Linked DNA regions of Homo sapiens: region 1 is linked to region 2. The links are chromatin contacts, found by Hi-C in ENCODE. All regions are on one chromosome and are shown on one strand. The core of a region is the stretch at or near the end of the contact, and the rest is flanking DNA. Distances in the headings are between cores, read along the strand shown.

What was found. A loop is a pair of places that touch in the nucleus more often than their neighbours do. Pooled maps may share reads with other maps.
Region 1: a loop to region 2 is called in a map of CD8-positive, alpha-beta T cell, with 34 times the contacts of the local background. The contact joins the promoter of CBLB here to the promoter of ZBTB11 in region 2. A Hi-C loop is called at or near these places in 3 of 168 maps with a recorded cell type or tissue (CD4-positive, alpha-beta memory T cell, CD8-positive, alpha-beta T cell and sigmoid colon) and 11 of 50 pooled maps.

The regions. Positions count from the first base shown.
Region 1 is chr3:105,867,182-105,873,281 of GRCh38, forward strand. CBLB (Cbl proto-oncogene B) reads right to left here and starts at 1,831. Exons shown (of 19, transcript NM_170662.5): 1 at 1,555-1,831; 2 at 229-410. The coding sequence starts at 396. RefSeq lists an enhancer at 1-42 and a silencer at 1,800-2,029.
Region 2 is chr3:101,672,718-101,678,470 of GRCh38, forward strand. ZBTB11 (zinc finger and BTB domain containing 11) reads right to left here and starts at 4,415. Exons shown (of 11, transcript NM_014415.4): 1 at 3,888-4,415. The coding sequence starts at 4,197. It overlaps LOC124906262 (endogenous retrovirus group K member 5 Gag polyprotein), which reads left to right and starts at 3,728. Exons shown (of 3, transcript XM_047449415.1): 1 at 3,728-5,521. It overlaps ZBTB11-AS1 (ZBTB11 antisense RNA 1), which reads left to right and starts at 3,713. Exons shown (of 1, transcript NR_024407.1): 1 at 3,713-5,753. RefSeq lists enhancers at 1,159-1,659, 3,553-4,107 and a silencer at 3,467-3,836.

The sequences.
Region 1 (6,100 bases), core at 581-3,080, 4.2 Mb after region 2:
TAGAGGAACTCTGAACCTTAAAGAGTAGAAAGGATGAAAGGTTAAAAAACAAAAAAGTCTTTGAATCCAACTTTTCAAAAAACACAGAGTTGAAGAAAAATGATGAATTGAAATCAAAAGATTGTTGCCATAACAATGGTTGGTATTAATTAACAGTATAAATAAATCTGGAGAAACCACAGACAAAGTGAATAGTGTTTCGCACAGGCAACGTCAGACAGAACTTACCACTTTGTCCATGAGCTTCCAAGTCTTCTCCACGGTCCTGCGATCTGCGGCAGCTTGCTTAGGGGGTCCAACTGCATCCTGAATAGCATCAATAATACCCAAAATTCGACCTTTTCGGGGATTTCCTCCTCGACCACCAGGGTTTCTGCCATTCATTGAGTTTGCCATCTGGAATTTTAGTTCTTTAAAAGGCAGATTTAAAAAAAGAAAAGTTAGTTGGTTTTGAAAATATTTACCCACCAGAAAACTAGAGACTAACTTGTACCACTGCATCTTCCTCCATCGATTAGAGCAAAACCAAAAGTTCCGGATTCATCTTTATCAATAAGCTTGTGAATTTACACTCTCAATCTTTACACACAGTAGTTTTAAGAGCAGTGATCCTAGATTTGCTTTTACAATACTAAGAGTTAAAGATGCATCCTGCTCACGTTTCAAGTAGCTAAGGCTGAACTAATACTCAACTCATAAAAAAAAAAAAAAGAACAAACAAAACTTAAACAGGTTTCCCCCACCTAGATAAAAACAGAATGTTCTTCCCCTCCTGCCTTAATTCCAATTCAAAATACCAGAACAACTGAAGGTCCTATCATACATTTTGGGAGCCTTACGCAGAAACTTCACTTTCACTCTGTTAGATTTCTCCAAGTTACATAAACATAAAGATTATCCTACACAAACGTAAGGGACAGCTCTGTTGTCAACAAAAGCGCAGGGCATGTCCCACACTAAAACCACCAAGTACGGACACACGAACACCTTTCTTTAAATCAACGCGGTGAGTCGTTATTCCCAAGAACCAAATGAAATTAACACACAAATAGCCCATTTGAAAAGAGAAAAGAGAAAAATGACAAGAGCGGCCACGGAAAGGAGGAGTTCACTTCTCTGGCTCCTCGCCTCTGCCCTCAACCCAAAGCTTTGTTTCAGGACGCCTGTGTCCCTTCCCTGCTCAGGCCCCTTCCCGGCCCCTCGGGTCTGAGCTGCAGGAGGAAGGTGGACTGGGAGGGGACAAAGTGTCCCTCCCGTGCCCGCAGCACCGTCCGTCTAGGGCGCGGGAGGGACACTGTGGGCTCGGCGCCTGGGTGGACGCGCCTCCCGGCCGCCTGCTGCAGTCCTCACCGCCGTCTGCCTGGACGCCCTCTCCCTCCTCCCCGGCCTGCGGGTTCTGGTCTTTAAATGCCCCACTTCAAACTGGACGGCGGCGGCAAAGGCAGCTGAGAGCCAGGGCTGTCCCCTCTTCCTCCTTGGCCCGCGCCTGGCTACCCCGGGCCCCCGGGCCGGCAAGAAGTGTGGAGCCTCCCCGGCGACCCCTTCCCTTCTTGCCTTTCGGCGCCGTAGCTGTCCAGAGACACGCGTGTGCGCGGGTCCCACTCCACACGCACGCAGCCCAGTGTGTGTGGGGAGCCCCGGCTGGGAGTGGGATCGCTGAGAACAGCTCGCTCCCGAAGAAGGAGCAACCCAGCGCGCAGGCCTCCGAGACGTGGAAACGCAACAATTACCGTCAAGACAAATCCACACCCGCTCTCCCCTCCCGCCCGACTCGGGGAGGCCGCGGGACGCCGCAGCAGCACTAGCAGGAGGAGGAGACCGCTCGCTGGACACCCCACCCCTGTGGCACACACAGGACCCAGGCTCGGGGCGGGGCGGGGCGGGGGCGGGGCCGGGCGCCGCTGAGCCAATGCCGCGCAACCGCGCACTGCCCGACAGCGGGTGCAGCCAATGGACGGGAGGCGCCCGTCCTCCTCGCGCTGCCGCCCCGTCCACGTCCTCCACAGTACACAATGGCCCCAGAGGAAGGCCCGCTCGCAGCACGTCAGAAAGGAATTGGACTCGGAGAGAAATGAGGGGCCTGGACTCTCCCGGGAACGAAAGTGGAAACGGGAAAGGAAATGGACGAAGGGATGCAAGGCACGAAGGAGCTAACCAATAAGGGGTGGCAGGTGGGCGTGAGCGTCGGGACCGGGAGCCAAAGCCATCTGGGGCTGAAAGGCGGGACTTCCTGCTTCGCTTACCTTCCTAGTCTTTTGTTTCATAGCAACAGAGTAGTGGCTGGAAGGGTGTTGCTTCTCCGCTCTGGGCGGGTCCAACGCTGGAGAAATTCATCTCCCTAGGGCTGCCAAACCCTTCTACCCAGGACAGCAGCCAAACAGGTCTATGACGTTGCTTCTTGTTGGCTATCAAAAAGAGCAACAGCCACTGAGCTTCTAAAATGCAGAATAAATCTCACAGAGAGTAGGCTGGGGTGACATCTGAATGCCAACTGAAACTTCCCAAGTTTCCGAGTTTCTCTTTTGCTGTTAGTTTTAGAGGGATTGCAGACCAAACATCAGGCTGATGAAAAAGCAAATAGTTGACAACGCTGGCCAAACAGTCTCTGCTAATCATGCCAAAGCAATAAAAGTACCAGATAATGGGAATTGCTGATAAATACCTTGCACCTTTTTACTTAGTGCAAGTTTCTGCCTAAATGACTGAGGAGGAGACAGCTACTGTGTTTTGTCGGAGTCACCTTTACATAGATTTCTATCCATTTAAAAACAACCTTACTGTAGCTGCCATTCTCTACCAGCATTGTTACCTCTTTCTGTGGCTCCCTTCTTTGTGCTCTTAAAAAGGCCGACATCTGGCTAGTCTTTAAAGGAGAAAGCTACTGTGCTGGGACTTGTCTTTCAGCAATATCATAGGTTAAACAAATGCCTTCCATTTATTTCAGTTTACTTCAATCCCACCACTCATGCTACCAACAATTGCTCTGGACTTCATACTTTGGAACTTTCTTTCCACTACAGTTGATAGCGTTTATTACACTTTTCAGCTTGGACATCTCAGATGTTCTGATATTTTACATTGGGTTTTTTGTTTTTGATTTTGTTTTTTCAAATCTTGCTCTAACCACGTAACCTGATAAAATGTTTCTCAATGGTTCTAACCACTTTCTAGCAACTAAGAATTTTAATACTGTAATTATTACTATGAAGGATCCTGAGTTTTCCTTTACAGCCTTGAATTTACATGGTTAAGATTTTAATTTGACGAAAACAGAAAAAAAATGTGCCTTTGCAACCAGTCAGGTGATAAAGTGTGATTCAGGAAGTAATTTTGTTTCCTTGTCATTATTTCTGTGCCAGTAATTAAAGAGTAGTTCCTTGTTTTCACATTGCATTTATCTACAAAAGTGCTGGCCTCTCCATATCTCCTCCACCCATCCATATCTCTTTTACTCATAGTCGTAGTAGCTACATTTACTAAGGGGAGACTGTAAAAGAAAAAAACTGTGTTACCTTTAAAATAAATTTTAAAAGAATTAATGTGTAGAAGCATGTAGCAAAACAGTGGCTTAAGGGAACATTATAACTAAGTATATTACTTATATTCATATCTGGATAAATGTAAAATACCCAAAATACATGTTATAGCATGTGCCATTCCTTTTATATGGTGTTTTGCAACTGAAAGAGATGAGTTAATGAGAAAATGGCATTGCCTATGGTATCAAGCATATCATGTTGATATAAATTACAAGTTTTGAGGTGTATGGTTTGACGTATTTTGAAATATATGTATGTGAGATACGGTAGCATCCCTTACCACTTATTTGCCATCTCACTTTCCTTGGTTCTAGTTACCTGTGGACAACCAGGGTTTGAAAATAGGTGAGTATAGTACAAAAAGATATTTTGAGAGAGAGAAAAATACCACATTTATATAACTTGTATTACAGCATATTGTTATTATTTTATTAATAGTTATTGTTATTAATCTCTTACTGTGACTACTTCATAAACTTATCATAGGTATGTATGTATTGGAATACTCATAGTATATATAGCGTTCAGTATTTTCTGAGATTTCAAGCATGCACTGTGGGTTTGAGCATATCCTGTGGATGAAGGGAACTGCTGTATGTACATATGTACGCATGTGTGTGTGTGTGTGTGTGTGTGGTCAAGAAATTATAGCTTATCATCAACTAGCTATTTTATCAAGCAATCTGGAATCCAGGTTAAGTTCTGGTGTAGCAGGGTTCCCAGTTGAGCTGAAACTCGGATTCAGTTTGGTTTTCTCTCATAAACTGATGGAGCAGTAGAAGTCCTCCCTGCCAATTATTAGAAAAAGTAAATGTGCACGGGGAATAAATAACTGCTGGGATAAAACTTCAAACCCCGGGTGCCTCCAGTAGAGACACAAGAGATAAAGCACAATAAAAGATGCATGCTTCAGGACTATAAATAAGAAGACAAAGAAATGTTTCCATAAGAGATTTTAGGACATAAGCAGTAGTACTTCAAGCTGACAGAGTTGGCTAGAGAAACAGTCACCTCATTTCTATAGAACAAGTCAGTCCCCAGTAGGGTGCAGTTTAAAGTGAATGCAGCATCAGTTAGCAGTGTGGGAAATTGTAACCTAGAAAGAACATGTATATGGCCTTATTACGGGACAGCAGTGTTCTACTGGAAGATCCTGACATAAGACAGAATGGTGGCGCTCCTACATGAAGGATCTTGTAAGCACAAGGGTGGCTAGTAAGTGAGTAATGTGAGCAAACCGGTCATAAGGACATGTGAGACCCTTCCCCCAGGTCTCCCAGAAAAGAGGGGGAGACTTCGTGGCAAGAATACTTAAGAAATTATGTAGAAACAGCTGTGAACCCGTGTAATTTGAGCATTACTGTTTGACATTAATATATGTACCAATAGGCTGGTGCCATCTAGAAAAATGCGGCTTAAATTCCAGTCTGTAAACACAAGACATTAAGGAAAAAAAAGACAATTATTTGAGGAAAATATTTAGACTTTTGTCATTTGCTTTAATTTTTCTTTTCTTCTATTTTTTCCAAATTCACAACTGACCCCTGTGATATTGGACATGAGTTGACTAAATAACAAAGCCCCTCCATAACTTATGTAACCCATAATAGCTCAAAAATATTAATTGAATAAATGAATTGACTGTTTAAGAGTATTACATACAAAATATAATGCTGTTCCTGTTTCTGCACAATGGAGAATTCATTTAATTCACAATTCCAAGCAAGATTTTATTTTTACTATTAAGTAGATTTACAGTGACGATCCTAACACAAAAACAGAATACCACAACAGAAATTTCTAATTTCTCATAGAGAACACGGACCCAAATCTCAGGTTAGAGAGAAATAAGAGCAATATGACCTCGTAATATTTGGGCATAACAAGTTGTTCTTTGTTACGTGAAATAGAGTTCCATTCATCATTAACCCATTACATTTAATAGTTGGCATTGAGGGATGCTGATCCAGGGGCTCATCAGATATAACCAGACTCTGAGTCCTAGCTTGGGCTCAACTAGAATGCTAGCTTAACAACAACAGTATTAACAACAAAAATAACAATGACTTAAATAAGATAAATCTCTCACACATAGAAAAAGGTCTGAAAGTAGGAATTACAGGTAGATATGGTGGCTCCACAATTTTCTCAAGGACCCAAGTTCCTATCTTTATTCTGTACCATCCCAGCCTTGCTTCCCACCTTCAGAATCACGTCGTGTTCCAAGATGGCTATTGGCTCTCCAGCCATCACCACTGATTTTCAGGCTAAAAGCTAAGAGGAAAGGCAGGAGGGCAAATGGATCTTCCATCTGAGTTAGTTTCCTTTGACCAATCTTCAGAGAACTCTCACAAGTATCTCTCTTAAACAACTCAAGGCCAGAATTTAGTCCCATAGCCAAATTTAGCTGCAAAATCTGGAAGGCAATATGTTTTTTATTATGGGAAGCAATATAAAAATTCTAGTTTGTTTCTAAAGAGAAAGGGATGAATAGATGTTGTAGCAAGAAACTGGCGAGTCCTACCACAATAATACTCTAAAAGTTAAATATATTATTAATA
Region 2 (5,753 bases), core at 3,165-5,664:
AAACAAAACCAAACAAATTAACAATTTAATATGGCTCAAGCTAATACTTCTCCACCCCAGTGACATTAGGCTTGACCGTGTGATTTGATTTGCACACATGTGATGTGTACCATATCTGAACAGAACCTTAAGAGGTACTGAGTATTTTGCACCAGTTCTCTGATCTTTGTCCCCTCTCACAAAGAACAGCAATGTCCCAGAGGGATGTTGTTCTTAAACCTGAATTTCAGATGAAAAAAGCTGAAACCAATCTGTAGCCTGGAACAGGACTACTACAAAACTTGTAATGAAAGTTTAAAATAAATCTTTTGTTTTTGAAAGTTATGAGATTTTAGGGTTGTGTGAAATAAAAGCATACACAATCTAACAAAAGTTGATTATATACAAGCCACTCACAAAAGATTTTGAATTTCAACTTCCAGCTCCCAGCATGCTAGGGTAGGGGTGAGGAGGCAGGGACAAGGCTTTATGTATATGTACACACATCCCACTATCATCCTTGTAAGAGAACAATTAATTCCCATTCTATACAAGAGGAAAATAAAGCCCTAAGAGGTATGTAGCTTGTCCAAAGTCACATCTAGTAAAATGGCAGAGCTAGGCCTCCAGAAGTCATGGGATTTTCGGTATATTATTCTACTTACACAAGAGCACGCTTGTCCATTCCTAGGGCAGAAAGTTACCCCCAAATCTTCAAATAAGTACAAATGAAAAGGTTATGAGGTAAAATGATAGAGGTATGGTATAGAGAATATTCCTGAAAAGTGTTTTAAAATGTCGAATTATACAAAGCTCCTTACACTTTTTTTTTTTTGAAATGGAGTCTCTCTCTGTTGCCCAGGCTGGAGTGCAGTGGTGGGATCCCGGCTCACTGCAACCTCCGCCTCCTGGGTTCAAGTGATACTCCCACCTCAGCCTCCCGAGTAGCTGGGATTACAGGCGCCCGCCACCACACCTGGCTAATTTTTTGTATTTTTAGTAGAGATGGGGTTTCACTATTTTTGCCAGGCTGGTCTCAAACTCCTGACCTCAAGTGATCTGCCCGCCTTGGCCTCCCAAAGTGCTGGGATGACGGGCATGAGCCACCTTGCCTGGCCACCAAGTTCCTTATACTTTCAATCTTCAAATAGTATTCAAGCAATATTTTCCAAATTGTATTATGTCCCACACTGATTATAAAAGTATACACTGAAGTCATAAATTCAGAAAAATTTTAGCTATATGCAATTGACATTTATTATTAGAACCTCTGACTTCTACGGTGAAGAAACCTGTTTAACCTAGGAATTTGTCAAATTTATGGATTCACAGAGACTGTTTTTTTTTTTTTTTGCAGAACATAAACAATGGGGCTTGGGGCGTGGCTCACACACTTTGGGAGGCTGAGGTGGGCGGATCATTTGAGGTAAGAAGTTCGAGACAAGCCTGGCCAACAGAGCAAAACAAAAATTAGCTAGGTGTGGAGGCACGCGCCTGTAGTCCCAGCTACTCCGGAGGCTGAGGCACCAGAATCACGTGAGCCTGGGAGGCGAAGGCTGCAGTGAGCCGAGATCGCGCCACTGTGCTCCGGCCTGGGTGACAGAACAAGACTCTGTCTCAAAGAAAAAAAGAGAAGAAAAGAAAGAAAGGAACAATGGGTTCGAGTTAAATATAACTTTATCAAAAAAGCATTTATATGAGTGTAGATTTAGAGACCAAAAGAGGTTGTATTGGCCGGGCGCTGTGGCTTACACCCGTAATCCCAGCGCTTTGGGAGGTCGAGGTGAGCAGATCATCTGAGCTCAGGAGTTCGAGCCCAGCCTGGCCAACATGGTGAAACCCCGTCGCTACTAAAAATAGAAAAATTAGCTGGGCGTGGTGTAATCCCAGCTACTCTGGAGACTGAGGCACCAGAATCGCTTGAACCCGGGAGGTGGAGTTGCAGTGAGCCGATATCGCGCCACTGCACTCCAGCCTGGGCAACAGAGTGACTCTGTCTCAATAAATAAATAAATAAAATAAATAAATAAATAAATAAACATCGTCTCAGGTTTTTGCCTTTTAAGACACTGCACACTAAAAATTAAAAAAAAAACAACTGGATTAGAATCACTCACAGATAATGAACTTAGAAAAAGAAAAATTCTGAACACAAAATACCACATAACACTGGGTTAAGAAAAGTGTGAGATCACAAAGGTCAGCTGTGTGACTTTTGTTGTGTTATTTAACATCCTAGTGCTTTTAGTTTTTTCATCTGTAAAACAGATAGAGGCTGAAAAGGGAGGATCATCTGAGCCTAGGAGGTCGAGGCTACAGTGAGCTGTGATCGTTGTCACTGCACCAAGCAAGACCCCCTACGCTCTGTCTCCAAAAAAGGGAGATAAGTATTAAGGTTTTATGAAGGTTAAATAAATGTCAAGGGCTAACGACTACATCCTGCATATACAAGCTTGATCAATGTTACCTATAGTTACAATTATCATCTTTAACAAATCCTGAAGTATTAAATCTGAGACATTTGTTCAACAAACTAATGTCTACCCAAACCCATCCAAACAAAATGCACTGATTACTTCATTACCTCATAATTTAATCTTCGCATTTGTCTGTCCTTACAGGAATTTAATTCAGATATTGGTTTAAAGTGGAAAATAAATGGAAGAATTTGATTATCCAATAGTTCGTAAACGAATAAACTTGATGATGTTTATAAACCGAAAAGAACTTTAGAAACTATTCAGTAATTTCGTTATTCACAGACGAAGTAACCAAGATTTGAATGAAATAACTTTTCTGTAGCCATATTGGAGAGTGACAGCACTGTTCCTAACAAAATTTCTTAAATGGGACTATAAACTATTAACTAATTCTGACAGTTTGAATATTCATTAACTGTGGAGAGTGAAGATGGTTAAGAAGCCAAGGACACTTGCTATCCTCCCTTACAACTGGTTCCCAAGGAGTCAAGTAACTTCAGAGCTGTATTTTTTGACAATCAAAAAGTCACAGTAATCGTACCTTTTCTGCGTATATACAATGCTACACAGTTCCCAAACGCGTTTTTCACATCATTAGGGGAAAGATTATTAAAACATTCAGAGTTACGAATATCAAGCTGGGCGCCGTGGCTCATGCCTGAAATCCCAACACTTTGGGAGGCCGAGGCGGGAGGATGGCTTGAGGCCAGATGGAGACCAGCTTGGGGAACGAGGCGAGACCCGTGTCTACTCAAACACCCCGCCCCCGCAAAACCAAACAACAAAAACAGTAACTGATATCTTTTACATTTACTTCTTGTTCTTAAAAAAAAACGCTCAAGGCGATTTCTCAATCACTCCTTATCACTTCTGCAAATAATTGTATTATTCCTTATTTACGCAGCAGCGGCAAAATTTGAGGAACACTAGCGAATGTGTCCAGAGCAGCTCATACTCGCTCGCCAAAACCCAAGCGCAGCACTAAAGAAACGGGAGACCCGGCTTCGGGTGACTCGTCCCCCCTTCCAAACGTCAGCACAGTCGAAAACGTGCACCCCGCAGCCTCCACTGCCGCGAGCCACACGCCACCTCCAGAGGGCCGGGGCCTACAGCCTCAAGGGGCCGCCCAAGGAGGCGGACCTGGCGCAGCCCAGGCGTCCGGCCCCTCCCCGCGGCTGGCCCGGCCTCCGGGGAAGCCCCCTTGGTCCCACCCAGGGCCAGGGCCCGCCCCCAGCTTCGCCGGCCTCCTTCCTGTGGGAAGTGCGGCTCCTTTCGCGTCCCCCACCCTCTCGGCTCCGCCTGGCAGCAGCTCCGCCGCCCAGAGGCGTCCGAGACCCTCCGACTCGTGGGTACGCATAGGCCTCGCCAGCGAGCCTTGCCCAGGCAACGAGTCGCCAGCCCGCCCCCTCGCCGCGGGCTAGGTCTCACCTCGCCACCAGTACGTCTTGGACAAGTAGTGCCAGGTCTGATGCCGGGTGTGGTGAGTGCCGCCGGGACCCAGGTGCGCCGCCTCGATGAGGTCCCGGCGTCGCTCCGGCTGCAGCACCACCTCCAGCTCCGCGAAGGTCTTGCGGTGCCGCTGCCGCCGCTGGTAATACAGAGTCCCGCCGCGCACCACGTAGCAGGCGGCAGCTTTTCGGATTTTACGCTTGACATTGCCCTCGGTGCCCGGCGCATACGGCTCGCGCTCGTTCGTCAGGTAACGCAGGATGGCCCGGTAGCTTTCCTCGCTTGACATCGCGGACCGCGGCTCCCTGAGGGCGCCTGTCAGGGACAGGTGAGGAAAACGGCCCGCTACCTACGGGCGGCTGCAGGAGGAGCGGCGGCACCGTAGGGAGAAACGGCTGCGCCTTTGGCGAGCGCTCTTCGACGGCTCCCTTAGTCCGAAGGAAAAGCGGGCGAGTTGGTAACCAGGGGGAACTGCACTTCTCCAGCGCGCGGGATCCGCTGGCGACTGACAAAATGGCTGCTGCACCACCGGAAGTGACGCAAGGCAAGGGCGGGGACTGAGCCCTGATTGGAGCGCACTCTCGTTTTCTGGCTTGATGGAGCCGATCCAGTGACGTCAGGAATGCGGGTGGACATTTTGGAAGCGGGTAGGACCCTTCACTGCAGTTCGAGGGAGTCTTTAAGCAGACATCTTAAGTCCTGGCAGTTTCTCTTTTCATTTTTCCCTTTTCCACGCTTTCTAAGGAGCCACGTGTAGGGGGAGCTGGTGGACAGTTGAGAGTTCAGCCGAAACATCCAGAGGGTTAGGAGTCCGTTTTTACGTTTGAGACTCCCAACATCATAAAAGCATATTTTCAGGCTTCTGGAAAAATATTAGTCTCTTGACACGGGACCAGAGACAGCCCATTTACATGGAAATTTAGATTCCAGTTAACAGTTATAAAATTTTCAGTGCCTCCCTCAGTGATGAGTTATTGTTTCTAAACTTGCACCTGCTAGCTCCAGACTACTCAAGGAAGAGTCGAGATTCTTTTGGAATTATCAGCATTTATAGTCAATGTTATTGCGAGTGGAAAAGGGGGTCGGTAACACTATTTTAAGGCTTTATTTACATATATTTTTACACAAACGTAGGGGAAAAGGTTCTCCATTTTGCACCAAATATATATGAGGGTGCAAGAAGGGGAGCGGACTTGAGCTGCGTCTCCCAGTGCGTGCTGAGGATGCTAATACAGGTATTTAGCTGGTAATCCCGGAGCAGCGACCCCGGTCACCCTTTCCTGGGACGAATCTGCAGCGCTCACAGGGGCCCAGGGCTGACATCCCTCCTCGGGGACTGGGGTTGGACACTGTCGCCGCTTTGCTAAAGCCAGAACATTTCAGGCCGAGGGCTCCAGCTGCAGACACGGCCTAGTACACTTCTCCACCGGAGGGTCTGTAGTCTCTGGGTGAGGCCCTTTGACGCTCCTAGAAGTAGCTGACGGGCAGACAGGTGAATACAGTAGGCTCGAAAACAGAATCATACAGCCAGCCTCTGGTGTTAGGGGCGTGTTTTTGTGTGTGTGCACACGCAGTAATTCCCGGATGGCCCGGACATCCTTGAAAGATTCCAGGTGCGGGGACATGAGCTCTCAAGGCCCAGAAGAAAAAAGAAACTACCAGGCTTGGGATCTACTTAGTTGCTGAGTTTGCCACTATAGCTCAAAGGAGGAATTTAAAAATGGAGATGCACCTCTTTCCCCCATGGGGTCGGGCAGTGAGAGCAGAAGACCAAATGCACCCTCTGCGAACCCAGGAGGCTGGTCTACGTGTCAGGCCAACCCCACTCTCCTGTCATACTGTCTT